2 separate regions of the Homo sapiens genome follow, and region 1 is linked to region 2. The links are chromatin loops, found by intact Hi-C in ENCODE. Cell type or tissue: mammary epithelial cell. All regions are shown on one strand. Links, peaks and the distances in the headings refer to the core of each region. The heading gives the core; the rest is flanking DNA.

Region 1 (10,500 bases), core at 4,434-6,933, 55 kb after region 2:
TATGGAGGCAAAAGCAAAAACAGTATTTGTTATGAGAATGGAACTGGAATGAACACCATGTACATACCAAAATGTATTTTCTAACATATTTTACAGCTGATCAGATTAGAATTTCTTCCCATTAATGCATATTTAATGGTACTGTATTTCACATACTAATTAGTTTCTGCTATGAAGATAAGGTATGCGCAAGCTAAAAAGTAAACACAGATGCTAATAATTTTTAATTACAGTTAAAAGCAACATGTCAAAACAAAAAGTTAAAAATAACAGTAGTAAAACAGTGACTAAAACAATGTGATGCCTTTTAAAAAATCCATCTGTTGATCATAATTATGAAGAGTTCTAGAAATGCTTGGGGATACAATGTATTTTTTTCATGGAAAAGCTTTTGAAATACAAATTTACATATATTTATCCATGGTAAAATAGTAAATAATGAACTTTTAAATCTAATTTCTTTCATAGAAGAATTAGGGGGAATGGGATTTTATTTCTTCAGGCAGAAGAATAGTCTTTTTAATATTTTATTTTCCCAATCCTCTCCAATTTATCATTCACCCTCTATTACACACGATCTAAAGTTCTCCTTTCATTTGACCCTCTCGATGTTTTGTGGTAATTAGGTTATTTGAGGGAATGAGGTGTAGGAGAGGGCAAACAAGAGGAGAAAAAGAAAATTTCTACCCTTAATGATCAAGAACACCATGAGTGTCATCTCCTTTAATCCCTGCACCAACTGATCCCACATCTAAGTTCAATAGTAAAGGTCATTTCTACTTCACAAAACTGCCTCCCATCTTCAAACAACCTACTATCTACTTCACTAGGTACTCTGCTCACATTATTTTCTCCAAATTGACCACAAGTCTAGTTGAAATCAAGACACATTCCGTCTAAACCATTTCCTCCATCCACCCAGAGCTATAAATGAGACCTAGAGGAAGACACGAATCAGGTGGGAGAAACGGGAAGAGGGTAGAGAAATGTTACTTTGGCACATGTTTTTTCGATACATAATAGTTGTATACATTTTCGGGGTACATGTGTTGTTTTGACACATTCCATATGTGTAATGACCAAATTAGGGTAATGGGGATATTCATCACCTCCAACCTTTAACTTTTCTTTATGCTGGAGACATTCAAATTCTTCTCTTCCAGCTATTTTAAAATACACAGTAGGTGGTTGTTAACTATAGTCGCCCTACTGAACTATCTAACACTAGGTCTTATTACAACTGTACTTCTGTACCTATTAATCAACTCCATCTCCCCATCCCCCTACCATTCCCAGCCTCTAGGAACAACCAATCTACTGTCTATCTTGATGCAATCCCGTTTTTTAGCTCCCACATAAGAACAAAAATGTGCAATATTTGTCTTTCTGTGCCTGGCTTATTTCACTTAACATAATGGGTTCCATTTCCATCAATGTTGCTGCAGATAACGTGATTTCATTCTTTTTATGGCTAAGTAATATTCCACTCTGTACATATATCGCATTTATCCTTTCATTCATTGATGGGCACTTAGGTTGATTACATATTTTGGCTGTTGTGAATAGTGCTGCAATAAACCTAAGGGTGTAGATGTCTCCCCGATATGATGATTTCCTTTGTTTTGGATATATATATGGTAGTTCTATTTTTAGTTTTTGAGGAACTTTCATATGGTTTTCTATAGTGGTTATACTGATTTACATTCCCACCAACAGCATAGGAGAGTTCCCTTTAGCATCTGTGATTTTTTTGTTTTTTTGATAAAAGTCATTGTAACTGGGGTGAGATGATGATATGGTTAGGTATCCACCCAAGTCTCATCTTGAATTGTAATCCCCATAATCCCTACATGTCGAGGGAGAGACCTGCTGGGAGGTGACTGGGATCAGGGGGCAGTGTCCCCCACGCTGTTCTTGTGATAGTGAGTGAATTCTTAGGAGCTCTGATGGTTTTATAAGTGTCTGACAGTTCCTCTTCACACACTCGCCCTTTCTTCGCCTGATACCACACAAGACATGCCTCTTCCCCCTTCCATCATGACTGTAAGTTTCCTGAAGCCTCCCCAGCCATGCAGAACTGTGAGTCAATTAAACCTCTTTTCTTTATAAATTACCCAATCTTGGGCAGTTCTTTATACCAGTGTGAGAATGAACTAATACAGATGATATCACATTGTGGTTTTGATTTGCATTTCCCTGATGAGTAGTGATATGACACACTTTTACAAATTAAACAATGATTACCAGTGATTATTATTTACTTTTCCACTGTCTCAACAAGCCATATGTTAGCAATGTATACTTTTTTTTTTCCTGCCAGAGGAGACATGTCACACTTATCAAGCTCTAAATTTTGGGTTCTAACTTTTGTTTCTTGAAAACTTGAGCACTGGCCCAGATAATGACTTCTAATACTTCTTCCATTCTCCAGCTGTCAGACTGTCTTCTGTTCCTTGATTTCTATTCCTTTTTTTGAAGATTTCTCACCTTGATGGAGATGAAAGCACCGTTGTTCTCTGTTAACTACAAACATTATTGCGCCTTTCTCGAGTATTGTGTTTGATACTTTGTTCTTGATGCTCCAGTTCCAAATATTCCTTAGATGAAGGCCAAATGAACTCCTTTGACTTCCATCATGATATAATCACTTTGGACTCCAGTCTTTCTTCTGCCTCTCTCATACGCGGTATTGGGACAAGTTCATCTCTACCCTCTTAACTCTATATTTCACATCTAAAGATAAATTTACACAAACATATTGACTAACACCATTGGAATCTCCCTAAAAACTCAGCTGAATCTTCTGAGGCCTCTTTCATCCATCGCTACTTAGGTCACTCTTCAATTTCTCAGGATGGTTGTTTCAAATCTTTCCCAGGCCTTCTTCCTTGCCTGGTAGGTATACTTAAATGTACACACTAACCCTTACCTAGTCAAGCTACTAAGCTAAGACTAGAACCCAGGTCTGTGCTGACTTCCAAGCACAGGAGCTTTTCATTTATTTGTCTCTCTTTATCTCAGCCTCACTCGTTCACACTTTCAAAATGCGATCTTACTTCCTACTCAGAAGAGAAGCCATAAACGTAACATTTAACACATTTGATCACTCCTTCCTCCTGAAAACGTGTTCTTCTTTTGGGTCCCAGGACATCCTAATCTCTTCATCTTCCTCCTCTTCAGTGGTTGTCTTTCCGCAGTCTCATTTGCTGCTTCCTTTGCTCTGAAACCCTTATTCTGTAAGCATCTCCAGGACTCAGTCCTCAGAATTCTCTTCACTGGGTACACTCTTCCTTTGGTAAACTCATTCAGACTATGGCTCTAATACAGGATATATGCTGACAGACTTCCAAATTTATACCTCAAATCTAGACTTCTTTCCTAAACTTAAAAAATGCCTATTTGGCATGGATGTATAATCAGTGACATAAACTGGAGTATCTAACAAAAATAGCAAATTTGACATATCTAAAACCTAATTCCAAATCTCCCCTTGAAAAGTTTCTCCTGCAGTCAACTTCAATGTAGTGAATGGCAATACCATGCTTTCAGTTGCTTAGACCAAACATCTTAACAATGATCTCCAACTCCTTTTTTTTCCCACTCATACTCTACATTCAATCTGTCAAGCAATCCTGTTGGTTCTTCATCAAAATACACCCAAGGTCTCATTATCATCACTACCTCCATTGCTACTACCCTAGTACAAGCCACTATCATCAATTATCTAGATTACTGCTGCAATTAGCAAACTATCTGCTTCCAATCCACAGTCTATTGTCAACACTGCAGCCAAAGTGATACTGAAAACTAGACTGTGTAACTACACGGCATAAAAATTTCCAAAGGCTTCCCACTTCATTCACAGTAAAAGCCAATATCCTTACAAACATCCTACACCATTCTTGTTCCACACCATGCTAGACTCCTAGCTATTCAAAGAATGTGTTAGAATGTGCTAAGTAAGCTCCCTCCTCAGGGCCTTCTCAATTGCTATTTCCCCTTGCTGGAACATTCTTCCTTCAAAATATCTAAAGGACTTGCTTCCTGATCTCCTTCAAATGCTTGCTGAAATTTCACCTTTCAGTGAGGCCTTCCATAGTCATGCTATTTAAAACTGCATTAAGTCCCCAAAATCGCTACCATCATTATTCCTTATTTCCCTACTCCACTTTTCTCTGTAAGTATGGATTAGTTTATTACATACTCTATGGTTTATTTATTATGTGTATTATTTATTCTCTAATTGCTGACTTGAATAAAATTTCCCAAAGGAGAGGAGTTTGTCAGTTTTATTCGTTCAAATGGTCCCAGTGCCTAGAGCAGTACCTAGCAAATAATTAGGTGTTCGACATATATTTATTGAAATAATGAGTGAATGAACTAGTAAATAACGAATAACCTTGGTGCATGCTGCTGAAGAATAGAAGCTACACGAACTACATGAAATAACTCTAGAACATAAATCACTGAAATCATACTCCCAATAGAACAATGACAGTTGATGAAGGTATAGCAGATCAAACCATTATCTGCTTCCTACAATAAACCACAATCGTTGATGCAATGTTTAATACAGAGGTTCAAAAGAATATGAAAGAAGAGAACAAAGTAACTGGCTGATCACGTTAAGAGATTTCAGTTAAGATCCACCAGTAAGAACTTAAGAGTCCAAGGAAAAAGAGATGCCAGTAATCAAGCAAACGCATTGGGTTATTTTAATGGACTTACGTGCAGAAAAAGGGTAACACATCAGGCCTGGGTTGCCCAAACTCTACACATTCCCAAAAAAGTCAGTCTTCAGAACTGGCGCCGTTGGCCAACTCCTGGGAAATGAATTCTGAGCCTCTGAAATATTCTGCCTGGTCAGAGTATTTTTGTATGCTGGAGATCTTGGGCCACATGGTACCAGTTTGACTAGATAGTTTATGCAAACAACAGGATGCATGATTAATACTTCGTGCCTGATTTTGCTCTGAGAGGTTGGAATCTGAGCATCTCAGGGCAGTCATGAAGGTACTGCTTGCCTATGTGACTGACTTCCAATAAAAACCCTGGACACCAAGGCTCAGGTAAGCTTCTTTAGTTGACAACACTTCACTACTGGGAGAATTAAAATTAACCATCACAGATGCACTTATGTGTCAACTTGACTGGATTAAGGAATACCTAGAGAACTGGTAAAGCATTACTAATAGCTGTTTCTGTGTTTCCAGAGGAGACTGGAATGTGAATTGATGGACTGAGTGAGAAATATTCACCCACAATGTGAGCAGACACCATCCAATCAACTAAGAGCCCAAATAGGACCCAAAAAAGCAAAGAAAAGGCACTCTCCTGGAATGGGGACACTCCTCTTCTCCTGTCCTTGGACATCAGAACTCTAGGCTCTCTGACATTTGGACTCCAGGCTTTATACCAGCAACTCCCTAGTTTCCCACCAAAACCCAGGTTCCTGGCCCTTAGCCTCAGACTAAGAATTACACCATCAGCTTCCCAGGGAACTTGGACGGAGATACGTTACCAGCATCCCAAGGTCTCCAGCTTCCAGATGGCCTGTCTTGGGAATTTTCAACCTCCATAATCACATGAGCCAATTTCCCAGTGAATTCTCTCTCATATATGTATATGTATCCGATTGTGTCTGTCTCTCTGGAGATCCTTGATTTCACCACATCATCCATGTGACTCCACTGGAAGAAGATACCTTAAAGCTTGCACTTGGTTTCTCCAGGATTTTGCTCTATGTGGTTTTCCCTTTGCTGATTTTAATCTGTACTTTTCACTATCATAAACAATAACCATGAGTCTTTTCTGAGTCTTGTGAGTCATGACTCACTGAGCCTGAGAGTGGTCTTAGGGACAGCTGACACAGTTGCCATCATAAGTAGGACTCATTAAAGCATGGCAAAAACATTGTTTCAAAAAAGGAAGAATGACAGGGCAGACAATGACAAACTCTGATGCCTAAATGGGTATACAGTCACCAATGGCATGAGACGGCAGCTGTACTGTGCTGTTACTACATATAGAAGTTGTCAATGGAATTTAGAAATGACAGACCAAAATCTCAAGGACTTAGATCACTGGATACATAAAGAAATGCAAAATGATGAGAAACAAGCTAAATACACAATCCACTGGTAACGTGTACTTTTTTCCCCACATGTAAGATTTTTATTCCAATTTGATTTGCATTTCAAAGGAAATTATAAAATGTATCCACTTTTTTTAAGACAAAAATTTAATTATAAAACATGATAAACTTCCAGGTTAAAATTAGGCTAACTGCTTGGAATAACAAACTCTTAAATCACCATTTTCCACCTCCACACCAAGAATAACCATTTAATCAACCATACTGTAACAGCAGGATAGCACTGAGACTTGAGTAAAGAGGAAAACTAAAGAGCTCTTCCAGCTCCAAATCATGAACATTTTTATGCCTTCTTATAGTGGTGAACGGCAACCACATCATCACCAAAAGTAAGTCATAACCATTTCACCATACTTAATTTCTCTTATAAAATATGTTTCTTTGTCATCCCATTTCTGTATGTGAATGAGTTTGTCTCTGTCCAGACTAACAACAAACTTGCAGTTTCTGTCATCTGTAGTGGTTTCATCAAACTCTTCTCCCAGATGGAAACTAACCTCTGTGTTCTTGAACATACTTTGAATCCTGATCACCACCTTTTGTCTTCTTCTTGACTGATAATCACTCTTGGTTTGTCCACATTTCCCACCTGCCTAGTGACAAAGCCCATCCCTAGAGCCTTCATGTACTCATCAAAGTTCTGTCGGTCAGCTTCCAGGTATTACAGAAAGCCTCCTCCACCCTTGCCCTTTCCCCACTTTAGAGACAGAAGTGAGGAGCTGCTGGTCTTATTGCCACTGCAGTTTGTGTTTTTTTTTTTTTTTTTTTTTTTTTGAGAGGGAGTCTCGCTGTGTCTCCCAGGCTGGAGTACAGTGGCATGATCTCAGATCACTGCAACCTCTGCCTCCTGGGTTCCAGTGATTCTCCTGCCTCAGCCCCTCAAGTAGCTGGGATTACAGACGCATGCCACCAAGCCAAGCTAATTTTCTGTATTTTTAGTGGAGACAGGGTTTCACCATGTTGGTCAGGCTGGTCTCAAACTCCTGGCCTCAAGTGATCTGCCCGACTTGGCCTCCCAACGTACTGGGATTACCAATGTGAGCCACTGCGCCTGGCCCAGTCTGCTGTATTTTAAAACAGCTAAAATGAAAGTAAGAGAGAGTGTTAAGGAAATCCTGATGCTCAAAAAGCTTGGATTTTGGTTAGCTTGAGCTATGGCTGTTAGCCTCCAGGATAAACCCAATGGAAAATTATGCTGAAAAAAACAGACAGTATATCTATGGCCTTTGACCACCAGGAACATTGTCCAAATGGTGGGTGACAAAACCAAGACAGTACTGGAAGCAGGGGTTATGTGTGAAGGAGTTATCTTGCCTTGTGAACTGGTATTCATCGGGTTCCTGAAAAACATTTAAGAAAATAGATTGTGAGAGTGACTAACTTGGGAGCAGTATCTTTGATTCTGAATGTTGCAGAATGAAGAAGTCTGCTTGGGGTTGATGCAGGAACCTTATTACTGAACAATCATGGATTGTTGTACATGATCCAAACACACAATAGATTGTTCCTAAAGGGACAGCTAGTCTGGTGGACTGGGTAAAAGCCACTGTAAAATTTGTTTACCCTGAAAAGGGAAATGGTCCTTCCCCTCCTTTAAATGCCAAGTGGCACTCCTCCATAGATGACATAGCTGGTAAGCTGCATATGCAAACCATGCTGGATTAACTTCATGGTCATCAGGATGTTTGTTCATCCTTAATATGCCCTTTAAATCATGGTAAATACTGTGACTGAAGGGGCCCCGCTAGGCAGGCATCTGATATAACTGCTGCAAAATCTATCAATGGTCCAAGAAATGTGTCAGATTTGTTGTCTCAGCTTCTTAATATGGGTCTTACAGATGCTAAGAAAATAAGACTGAATCACAAGTGAATGGGTAACACAAAACAGATAGTCAACGAAGTCCCAAGCAGGATGAAGTTTTAAACGGTTACTAAGAGATGGGATGAATAAAATGGACACTGATGTTAACACAAAGGTCTTAATGCTGCACTATCAGAAGTTAGGTTTACCAATGGGAGCGCCTCTTAGTCCCCCAACACTGAAGGGCCCTAAACAAACACTCTATGCACCCTAATTTCAAAGAATGCACCAAGCTGGGAAGCAAAAATGACAATGAAGAACCTCAGTTCAAATCATCAGAGGTGATGGGCTACCAAATTAATCAGGATGAGGACTGACACAGAACCAGGGCTTTCTTTTAACTAATCTCCTAGTAGGGACTGAAGGCCATATGCACACCTGTAGGTACAATAGAAGGTAAAAAAGAAACCTTCCAGGGGTTCCTGACATAGAATTCAGTGCCTCTGATTCCAAAACCTATTGGTAAAATCCTAGCAGAGGCAATAACTAGAAAGACAGGATATGAGGATGAAATGGCTGATAGGATTAAATTAAAATTTGGATGAAAATTAGTATGTTTGAATGAATCTTGGAAGTACTTGCATCCACATTACCTGAATATGTTTTGGGGAAGGATATGATGTTTGACCAGGGAAAACTTCAGCTACTATACTGCAGAAAGCTTGTTAGTTTTCCCTTCAGTCAGAACAGGCTAAATGAGAATCTGTGCAACTTCCCCAGCTCACATAGGTTGTTAATTTGAAACAGTATCATGGTGGACCAAAAGAGATTTAGCACATGAATTAATGACATGTTCGACACTGGAGTGCTGTTACCAACAAGTTCTGTGTCGTGCATGAAAAAGGTGAATTATTCATGAAAACTCACAGCAGATAATCAAGACTTGAATAATATAGTATCATCTACAGCATCAGCAGTCTCTGACATGGTTTCAGAAGTTCTCAAAATAAAACAATCTAAAAGAGACATACTCAGCCAGACATAGTGGCTCACACCTGTAATCCCAGCACTTTGGGAGGCCAAGGCAGGAGGATCACTTGAGTCCAGGAGTGTAAGACTAGCCTGGACAACATAGTGAGACCCTGTTTCAATTAAAAAAAAAAAAAGAGAGAGAGACATACTGATTGATCTTGAAAATACTTTTTTCTTGGTCCCAATCTCAGGAAAAAAACAACTGCACTTTGCCTTCTAGTGGGAATGATCCCAATTTATACTTACTGCAGTGCTGCAGGTTTATCTGCATTTATCAGCTTACCATTATAATTTGTTTCGAAGGGATTCTGACTTGATACAGGTCCAGAATACAATAATATACTACACTGATGACATTATGACGGTATCAGAAACCTAAGAACAAGCTAGGGCTAACTTGAAAATAGTGGTGGCTCACAGGAATACCACAGGCTGGAGGATAAATCCAGCAAATACCCCAGGGTCTAACCAAACTGTGAAATTCTTACGAATAACCTGGGCAGGAACCACCCATAACATTCTACAGGCAACTAAAATTAAATTGCTCTTATTACATAACCATGAAAGTAAACAAGCAGCATTCACTGCAGCTGGTTTGCTTGAGTTTTGCGAAGAAAAATTCTGTATCTGGGGACTAGTGCTAAATCCAATCCGTAAAACTACCTGAAAGGACACATATGAATGGAAACCTAAACAACAGCAGGCTATTATCTAAGTTGCAGTGGCTCAATTAATGCCTTTGGGTCCTTACGATATACACTCAGATATGATTTTAGAAGTATCTGCAACTCAGACTGGAGCTTATGGCAAAAAGCCCATGAATGCTGTCCAGCAGTAACCACTGGGACCATGGGCCAGACAAGAAAGTATAGAACACATCATTAGAGAGACGATTATTGGTTTGCTCCCGGGCATTAACTGCAACTGTCTTTATGACTGAAGGACATAACATAATCCTAAAACCTAAAATATCCATGTCTTGGGTAATGTCAGAGAAACACTCTAACGAGTACCAATAACAAAATGAAAATGGCTTAACGGGAATGTGCTGAGGAATGCAAGAAGACACTTACCATATTCAATAGAAGAAAACCTTTTTTTTTTTGAGACAGGGTCTCACTTTGTGTCAACCAGGCTGAATACAGTGGGGGCAATCACAACTCACTGCAGCCTTGACCTCCCAGGCTCAAGCAATCCCGCATCTCAGCCAAATGAGTAGCTGGTATCACCAGAGGCATGCCACCACACCTGGCTAATTTTTATTTTTTGTAGAGATGGGAGTCTCACTATGTTGCCCAGGCTGAGTCTGAGTCTGAACTCCTGGACTCATGCGATTCTCCTGCCTTGGCCTCCCAAAGTGTTGAGACTGCAGCCATGAGTCATCACGCTTGGCCTCCTCTTTTCTTCCAGATCAACTTTGGAACCATCTGTAAAGCTACCAGATCCTATTGCCACATCCTACTGTTCAAATGCTAGTGTCTTACAAAGAGCTCTCACTGACCACCAAAAAG
Region 2 (10,500 bases), core at 4,464-6,963:
TAAAAACCACTGTTGTTTCTAAGGAAAGTCCAAGATGGTTTATAAATATAAATACTCTTGCTGAAATCAATTATTCTATTTTAATAAATGAATCAAAATGGGTATAGCCAAGATAAAATGGATATGGCCAAGAAATAAAAATTGATTTAACTGACTATAGCTAGTACCTTTGTGCTTATAGTTTATAAAATTTAATTTCAGTATATTCTTGATCCTACAATACCCCATTATAACAAATTAAGAGCCAAAAAATTTTGATTCAGGTTGAAATATAGATAAAAGTAGTAGATACTACAGTTAACTTTTAATGCTTAAATGGTTTACTTTGCAAATCATTATGTCAATGTTACTTTCCTATTAATGGAACCGAAGCCTACCTCTGGTGCCAGATATTCTGGAGTGCCACAGAATGTCTTCATGGTGGCTGCATCTGTGATCCCTTCTTTGCAAAGTCCAAAATCTGTAATTTTTATGTGGCCATCTTTGTCCAGCATTAGATTCTCCAACTGTGTATTAAGAAAAATGACATAATTTGTTCTATAGTCTTCAACAACATGAAAATACCATTTTAAAAAACTACTGAATGCTGAGTAAGGTATTTTGGAAACAGGACATAGTTGTAGCTAATAGAACGCTCAGTACTTACAAACTCTGTTGCTTCACGTGTAAAAAGAAACATGTTTTATCAAATACTTCACGATGATAAAATTATCTATTTTTAAACCGATGGGAATAAGTGATATAGCTTTAAGAGCCATTATTTTGTAAGTTCTGAAATTAAAGCCTAATCAACTTTTCAAAGCAAACATCAATCCTCTTTTTTTAAAAAAGAAAATGTGATCTAAACAATCCCAAAGAGATGAGCATCTTCTTCTAGATATATACAGATGGTTTCAACAATTTCTCCTGGGAATCTATTGCTATTATAAAATATTCACTTACAGAAATGTTTTTTGGTGGTGCTTGTAAATCAAACCTAAATCTTATTTTGTAAGGTAAGGCGATATCCTCTTTTGCAGTTCTTTGTAATAAAGAAATACCAACCCTTTTAAATATAAAAAGAAAAAGAATATCAAAGTCAAACATTCAACAGTTAATAAAAATATATAGCATAAATGTTATAAAGTTGGACCCTCTTTGAACCCATTAATTCAAAACACCAAAGAAAATCTTAAAGATTTAACCAAGTAACAGGATCATGTGCCTCAAGCGGAAAATTATGAAATGTAAGAGAGGAGGAATTTGTGCAAAGCCAACACAATTAGAAATAACAATGTAACCAGCCAGTTCCCCTCGAGCTAATTTGAACCTAAGATTATGATTATCATCAAACAAAGATACAGATGAGTTCTGAGTTATGATCATACAGCCTTATGTATTCAGGGCCCATAAAACTTTGCCTAGTCATGTAGACACAACCTAAAGGTATTTCTTCTGTCATACTGAAAAAATATACAAAATGTGAAAAGTATATTAACAGGATAAATGATAGTTAACTTTTATTTGAGGAGTAGATTCTTATTCTACTCCTTAATGTGATGACATTTGAAAGAATGTACCTGGACTCTGAAGTTAATATCAAATTTAAAACAGATCTCCACTTTAGAACATAAACATATCAGTCATATAAAATATGTTATTATACTCTCTGCCATATTGTCAAATGTCTTATAAACCAGACACTAAATACAGTTAGGCAAGTTGTGTTCACTGAAGCAAAGTTCAGAACAGACAAAAGTCCTTTTTTATAGTACTTCAATGTGCCATCTAACTAAACCAAATGCTTGATATACATTTCATGTATAGCATGTCTCACAGAGGTAAGTCTGGCTTCAATTTTTTTCTACAGAAAGCTGAATGAACACATAAAATATACTGCTGAACCTTTAAAAAAAAATTTCTGTTTTGAGACAGAGTCTCACTCTGCCACCCAAACTGGAGTGCAGTGGTGCAATCACAGCTCACCACAACCTCTGCCTCAGCAGCTCAAGCCACCTCAGCCTCCTGAATGGCTGGGAACACGGGCACGTGCCACCATGCCTGGCTAATTTCTTAATTTTTTTATAGTGACAAGGTCTCACTTTGCTGCCCAAGTTGGTCTTGACCTGCTGGGTTCAAGCAATCCACCCACCTCAGCCTCTCAAAGTTCTGGGATTACAGGCATGAGCCACCATGCCCCACCAAATTAAAATTTTTTATTTTATCCAAACTCAGTTATCTTGTATATTCCTGTTTCTCTACCAGCCAGAACCTAGAAACCAAACCCAATCTGCACAAATGACAATAAGTCTTGTATATTGAAACCAATCAGAAACATCAAGAGTCTTCAACTGTCCTATTTTCTCTTTCTGCCTTGGTCTGTCTCTTCTCAGCCTCTGGTTTCTCTCTTTTTTCCACCTCTTTCAAACAACCTCTCTTCTTCCTCCCTCCCACTTTGCCATAATGAGAAACGTTAAGTATATACTAAAGCTTCTGTTGTTTTACTGAATAAAAATGTATATGCCCTTTTATTAATTTTTAAAAATATGCTTTATAAATATATAAAATGCTGAAGATCTTTAGTGAATACTCTTTTACTAATATAATACATTAACAATTCTTATAAAAGTTCCAAATAATACAAAATATTGAACAAAATGTGAATGTACTTTTTACACCATTCCATTCCCATCTAGTTTGGTGTGTAATGTGCCAATACTCCTCACATGCTTTGTATGCATGGGAAAGTCTTCATGGAAACATGACAGACAGGATGCACTATTTCTCCACGTTTTGACAAAGCTATTTTTGAAGTGGCTGGATACAGAAAAACCAAAATGTATAAACACTGCTTTTTAATACCTAGCTCCGTGTGTGTGTACGTGTGTGTAAAATTCTGACTTGCATCTAATTCTGTAACCTCGTATCTCATCTCTGAGCCTCAGATCATGGTTGTGAGAAGAAGAATGAAATGAGATGCAAGGATAGGTTTGGGTAAGGAATAGGCTGAGGGTGACCAACTCCCAGTTTGCCCAGAACTGAGGGGTTTCAAAGAATGCAGGACGTGTAGTGCTACAACTGGGCAGTCCTGGGCAAACCAAGACAGCTGGTTACCCTACTTGTTTTATAAATTAGCTTTTAAAAAAATTACAATGATATAGTAAGAAATAAGATAAGCCTAAGGGATGACTGAGAGAGATGGGGTAAGGGTCATGGCCATGGGGACTGGTAGCATACTGCCTGGGAGGCAGTAGAGAGCAAAATGGATAAGACTATGGGTTCAAGTCAGAGGGTTCATATTAAAATTTGAGCTTTATCCCTTATTCACTGTGTGACCTTGGGCATATTATTAATTTCTACGTGCTTCAATTTCATCTATAAAACAAAAGTAAATAACAGTAACAATCCAATGTGACAGTTTTGAGAAATGAGATGCTAAATGCAAACTTAACATACCATAAGAATTGAATAAATGAACTCATCTTTTCTTAAAACATGAAGAGTTTAATGGCTTATTTGTAAATTGTCATGATGTGGGCTCTTCTAAAAAACACTGTATTTTAAAGAAAAGAACAAAGTTCAAGAGTGGAACCCCATAAAACATTTCTGTTGGCTCAATGACTGCATTAAAAATACTTTTCAATATGCAATAATTTATTTTAAGTAACAAAACACAGGCTAGGCACAGTGGCTCATGCCTGTAATCCCAACAATTTGAGAGGCTGAGGCAGGCAGATCGCTTGAGCTCAGGAGTTCAAGACCAGCCTGGGCAACATGGTGAAACCCTGTCTCTACCAATAATACAAAAGATTAGCTGTGCGTGGTGGTATGCGCTTGTGGTGCCAGCTACTCTGGAGGCTGAAGCGGGAGAGTTACTTGAGCCCGAGGTGTGTGGGGAGGTTGTAATATGCAGAGATGGTGCCACTGCACTCCAGCCTGGGTGACAGAGTGAAATCCTGTCTCAAAAAAACAAAACACAAATATTTTATAATTTTCTTATTTTTGAGACAGGGTCTCGCTCTGTTGCCTAGGCTGGAGTACAGTGGCACAATCACAGCTCACTGCAGCCTCAACCTCCCAGGCTCAACTGATCCTCCCACCTCAGCCTCCTAAGTACACAGGCGCACACCACTACCACGCCCTGCTAGTTTTTGTTTGTTTCTTCCTTTTTTTTTTTTTTTTTTTTTTTAAGAGATGGTATTTTGCCATGTTGCCCAGGCTGGTCCCGAACTCCTGAGTTCAAACAGTCCTCCCACCTCTGCCTCCCAAAGTGCTGGGATTACAAGTTTGAGCTACTGTGCCCAGCCTCATAATTTCCCAGTTATTTTGAAGTAGTGTCCACATTCTTCTATCAATTACTTTGTCTTCTCTCACCATCCTAAAACGTTGTTTTGCTGAGCATGAATGACTAAAACTTGTCCACCAAAATATTAGCTTAAAAAATAATATCCCCAAATCTAATCTTGTATAAAGATAAATCAGGAGATAATAAAATGTACAGTTCTGTTATACAATACATGATAATTTTACTCAGGATGCATTAACAGAGTTTCTGTAAAATACAAGGACCATTAGTAGGGTGATTCGTAAACCTGCAGAATGCACAGAAACACCTGTAAGTCTTTCCAAAGCATATCAATGGCCTAGATATATCAGTAACATCTGGAAATCACTGTCTTGGTTCATTTAACACTAACATAATGTAAGTAGTATTTACATTATTTACAGTAGTCATACATTTTTAGGAATCTTTCTACTGCGTAAAGGAGGAAGAAAAATATTTACAAATGATCTTTCTTTAGTCTTCTCTTCTAGATCACTTTCCTTCTTCCCTTTGTTAGCCAGACAATATGTAATGCATATTGTCACTGACTGCTTAGGTACTCTAAATTTATGAAACTTTACATGCATCTGTTTAATATTCACAGCCAATCTCAGTTTCCAAGATGGAGAGTAGGGCAGCATGCTTATGCTTAATGGATGCATCCACTAACAAAAGTAGTGATGAAGTCAAATATGAAGTCATAAGAAACAAGATTGTATATTAAAAATCTAAGTAATGCTTACTATTTCTATCAGAGGGTTGTTATCTAAAAGGTCATGCTTTTGAGGAGAGAGAAAAAAAAAAACACTAGACATAATACATCATAGAATTTCCACCAAAAAAAAGGGTAACATTTTTTGCCCAGTTGAAGTGGACAGGCATTACTTGACAGAGGGTCTTGATTCAGTGTGTATATGAAGAAATGGTAGATTTTTAAATCTTTTTTCCTGTGCTTAGTGGGCACAAAATTGTAACAAAAATTACTATGTTTCCTCCTGTTCTTGCTGATGGCTAGCATAAAATTAAACTTTAAAAATCCTAGCTGTCTTTAATACAATGCTTCCCAACCTTTTACATTTCACAGTAAAATAACAATTTAAAGTTGTGGGGCATACCAGGTTAACTGGACAAGATGCTTGAAGCCAGAACTCACTGGCCTGGAAGCTTCTCTGAACACTTTGCAGGCCGAGGCATGGTTGTAACCTGTTTGTAGCACCCAGTCTGAGAAGCTAGGCTTGAATGTAGGCCAGACTAAATATTTGAAAGTTTAAAAACACCATATATATGGTATCATTTTAATTAAACGACTGACATTGTGATTAAACAAAGGAATGAAAATAGCAGTTCCTAAGGGCTCCGATGACTACTGCAGCAATAGAAATAAACAATTCCTGTTACTCACTCTTACACCACATTTTAGCCCACATACATCAAACTCAGTTTTAGGCACCAAGACTCACTCAGGCCCAAGAAGGTAGTAAGGAATTCCTACTCTGCACATTGCAAGTTTAAGTTTACGGGCATCCAGTGCCAAAATGTCACAAGCTAACCTGCAGAAACTGAATGACCATGGAATGCTGAAATTCCAAAAGAAAAACGTTTCTTCACTTCAACCTCTGAATCCAGAAAAGGACTCATCATGTAAACAGACCCCAAATAGGTTGCCAGGCTATTTACAAATTTATTACGAATAAGGTACATAGTCCAATACCAGTACAATTTTATTTTAGAAGTGGAAGGAATGAAGAGCAGTGGCTTAAGATTTCTATATAGGGGGAAATCCAGTGACCATCTAGTTAGAAGTGGGAGCTGGGGAAAGTGTCTTGAAGCTCAGCAAGCAAAGCAAGCATGCTTTCCCCACCCAAACTGCATTTATTTGAAGTGAACATTAGGGAGCTGATGAGGACGAGGAGGGCTATGATAAAACTCTCTGAAGCCACCCCTTCGTGCCATTACTGAGTGTTAGAAAGTACCTAAATTTATTTGGTGCTTTCTCATATTAATACTGTAAATGGTTAACTATTCTCACATTAGGTGGAAAACAAGATTAGGTGTTCTACAAATAGGAAATAGCAACAACTTATGTATTATTTTCTCCCATAAACTAGCAAGAAATTAATTCTTAATGATTTCCAATATAGTTATATTCACCTTTGCAAATGTCCCTGTTCAGCCTACGCTGTGCTTAGATGGCCATGGTCATTGGTTGTATTTGTAAAATAAGAGCTAAGCAGAAAAGAAGATTTTAACATATAATTTGGACTACTGAAGAAGTCTTTGAAGAGATTTCTTCGAAATTTTGGGCAATCATGAAGCAACAGCAGTTTTCCTTAAGTAATCACAAGGAATTTGGGTCCTTAATAAAAATAAAACTTCATTACATGATGTGTATTGACAAATTAAATGAACTTACTTTCTAAAGTACAACAAAGGCTTCAACAATTTTTCTGTTGCTATAAACACTAATTTATTAGGAAACAGGAACTGATAAAAATATCTTAAGTTAACCTGCACATAAAAGAAGGCTCTGCCTCCAATGTGAATGAGACAGCGGCAAACGGGTATGGATTTACTTGAGAAGTGCTGCTACTGTAGGCATAGCAATTGGATTTGCATTTGAACAAAGTCAAGGTTATTAGTAATGAGAACAGAGACAAATCTGAGACTGATCAAAGTGGGTACCTAAATCAGTTCATGATAATGTTCTTTAATACATCTGGTATAAATATATTTGAAACACTCATTCTCTTACCTTCTGCAGTTTAATTTGAAGTTTAGGCTTACAAAGATTTCCCAAAGTTAATCCAATGCATCCCCCCTCTATAATTTCATTTCAACTCTAGAAGTCAGAATGATATAGTGACAAGAACATTCAATAAGGAGCTAGGATTCATGAGTTCCAAAAACCCTGACTGCTATCAACTTAGGTCATTACTTTTAGTAAGTCATTTACTAGGCTTCTAGGTTTGAAGGAGATCACCTATAAATTAAAGACCAGCTCAAAATTTCTGTGATCTTACCTAAAATATGTCATTGTATTATAAATAATCCTGTTACTGTGGATACAAATAACATGTGTGTAAGTTTTGGATGTTTGATTTCTTATGTTACATGGATTTTTCTAGGTGTACCTTTACAGTTTCTGTCCTATGCTAACTATATACTTAGGTCTTTAAGTTAAGGCTATATTTTTTAAGAAATAAACTCAGGGAGCAGAGACCACTTAATTGTCTAGTAAACTTGGTGAACTGTGCACGTGGTAACTAATTGACTGATATTCATATATAAAGTAGGTACTTTATATTGCAGTTTGACAAATTTAGTCTAATTCCATCATCAGAAAGAATGGGGCAGTGGAACTCATTTAATGAGCTTCAATATACCAATATGTTGGCTGGGCATGGTGGCTCATGCCTGTAATCCCAGCATTTTGGAAGGTCGAGGCAGGCGGTCACGAGGTCAGGAGATCGAGACTATCCTGGCCAACTCCGTGAAACCCTGTCTCTACTAAAAATACAAAAATTAGCTGGGCGTGGTGGCACATGCCTGTAATCCCAGCTACTCAGGAGGCTGAGGCAGGAGAATCGCCAGAACCAGGGAGTTGGAGGTTGCAGTGAGCCAAGATGGCACCACTGCACTCCAGCCTGGCGACAGAGCGAGACTCCATCTGAAAACACACACACACATACCCTCAATATGTTGATTCATTTGATGAGAAATGATTAAAGAAGAAATACTGACCAAGACCATAATCAATACTGCAATCAAATGAACATTCTTTTCTTTAGCAGTCTTTAGGCTAATAATTCAATCTTTTGAATTTAAGCTTTCTGGATGTTACCTATTACTTCAAAATTGTTATAATTTCCTTAAATCTAAGCCTCCATGCTTCTATCCTTCCCCTTTTCACCCCTACAAATAGGATTCATAAAACATGTAGTGGGAATACGAGAAGTGGACTCAGGAAGAGCAGAGCTAACTACTTCTAAGTATATTTGGAAAGTTAACACATTTTGTCATGCCACATAACTAATTCCTTTAAAGAAATTGATATTTAAGACATTTAGACAGTATAGGATTATCTGGCCATGCAGATACATGAATGCTGAATTCTGCCACATTCCTAGTTATAAAAAGATTCAGGCTAAATACAATCAAACTATTAATTTGTATTAATCTTTAGCCCATTTTGGCACTTAGACAGTTGGTCATCTCTGATCTAGATGTTTTATAGGTACATAGTTCAGTTCTTCCTACATACAACATCTTATAGCTTCTATATACCTCATTTCAAACAAAACAGAATTTCATAAAAGCCTCATGTAACTTCTGTTTCTACCAATCATTACGTTACATGAAATAGTATTTGATCAATAAGGCAATTCTGTGTCAAATTTTATACACAATTTGCTTCTTACAAAAGAAAGACTAACATCTAGAATTTATTCAAAATGTGTCGTGGTACAAATTCCTTTAATGTCGCCAACCTAATTCATAACACTGTCATGAGAATTACTATTACCTTGTATGAGTTACTCCAGGGATCAACAAATGACAACCTGTGGACTAAATTGAGCCCATCGCCTATTTTGTTTACTGGAACATAGCCAAACATATTCATTTACATACTATCTGAGGCTGCTTTTACCCTACAATGATGGAGTTGAGTAGTTTACAAAAGAGACTATACACGAACAGCAAAGCCTAAATTATTTTATCTGCCCTTTATAGAAAGTTTGCCAATCCTGAGCTACCCTAAGGGTCTCATCATAATGGAACTTACAGCAGTCAAAACACTATTACCAACAGAAAAAATAGAGTGCTTTCATAAATAAAACACGAGGCACATTAATAAATGGTTATTATATTAAAATGCTTCAGGTATTTAAAACCACCCAAAGTTAATGCTAAAATCAAAATGAATATGTTCCTTCCAATAGTCTTACTATGTTTCTTCATAAAACATTTCTGTAAACATAATAAAACTTGTTTTAAGTGTAACTTGTGAATTTATTTGACTTAATCACGTTTAACATTTTTATTTGATCCAAGCAGTCGGGCAGAAATTGCTTTGCAAATCAAAAACTCACACATAAATCAACTACATACATGTTAGTGAATAAAATTTCCTTCAAATGTAGTGAACTAAATTTTTAAACATAGTGCTTTTTTCCCAACTAAATCTGCTTTTCTCAAAACTGTATAACTTTGTAATTACTTTATGTTTGTCCCTATAGTCTCTGCAAAAACAAATTTTGATTACTTTTTTTTTTTTTTTACCTTGAGATCACGGTACACAATCTTTCCGGAATGTAGATAGTCCAAGGCAGAGACAATTTCTGCACCATAGAAACGTGTGCGGTCCTCAGAGAACACCCGCTCTCTCGACAAATGGAAAAACAGCTGCAGGGTAAACAGCAGGGACAGGATTGTAATAATTACTGATTTAGTGGGGGAAATTAACACAAACATAAAACACCTCTCATCACCATATTGTGATGATAGATAGTGTACTCTCAGTGGACACTGAGCACTCTTAGACAGCAGCTGGCTTATCTTTTCCAGGTTTCCAAGGGGAAACTGCGAGCTGTTAAATCAGCGTTTTAATCAATATACCAATCTTGTTTAAGGCATTCTGCTTGCTACCCATTTAACCTTCAGTTACCAGAGGAAAAAGGTATGCATCATCAGATTGCAGTTTCCCCCTCACTATACTGTTGCTTCACTCTTCAAGGATTAGGTATTGAGATATTACTAAAATAAATGAACACAAGCACAGATATATTTTCACTTAATTATTTGATTTCAAAGACAAGACTGTCAATTTGCTGAAACTGATTTACGCGAACTTGTTATATTCTACAATTTTTGATTAATCATGATATCTCTAAAAATATTTTCAAAGTCAAATTATTATTGAAAATAGAAAATAATTTGACATTTTCTATGGTGAGAAACTTTAAGGTTTTATGTTTTTAATTTATTTTAGTAATGCCCAAAATGAACTGAGAAACATCCATTATTCCTATTGCAGTTCTCAATGTATATTCTATTTTCAATAATAATTAGCTACAATGCCAGTCCTTTCTCATATTATCACTAAAACTATAAGCCCATCCATTTCCTAGTCAACCTCTTAAAACATATACCATTCGATAGTCAACAAACATTCACTGGGTGCTTACTGTGACCAAGTA

What was found. A loop is a pair of places that touch in the nucleus more often than their neighbours do. Peaks named below come from ENCODE experiments on the same cell type or tissue, not always from the same donor. Only the 100,000 strongest peaks of a DNase experiment are listed, where the experiment ranks them.
Region 1: it touches region 2 in a loop (4-fold over the local background); 1 of 110 quality-filtered maps calls a loop at or near these places.

Annotation. Positions count from the first base shown.
Region 1 is chr1:243,618,222-243,628,721 of GRCh38, forward strand. The region is part of intron 6 of AKT3 (AKT serine/threonine kinase 3); the gene reads right to left. It also overlaps the pseudogene FABP7P1. Among named protein-coding and RNA genes, the nearest start is that of AKT3-IT1, 170 kb to the right of the region's middle. RefSeq lists a silencer at 3,786-4,080. In mammary epithelial cell, for the core only: no CTCF peak of the experiment used is centred there; a DNase peak (open chromatin) is centred at 5,800.
Region 2 is chr1:243,563,343-243,573,842 of GRCh38, forward strand. AKT3 (AKT serine/threonine kinase 3) reads right to left here. Exons shown (of 14, transcript NM_005465.7): 9 at 9,584-9,706; 10 at 378-506. Among named protein-coding and RNA genes, the nearest start is that of MIR4677, 220 kb to the left of the region's middle. In mammary epithelial cell, for the core only: no CTCF peak of the experiment used is centred there; a DNase peak (open chromatin) is centred at 5,599.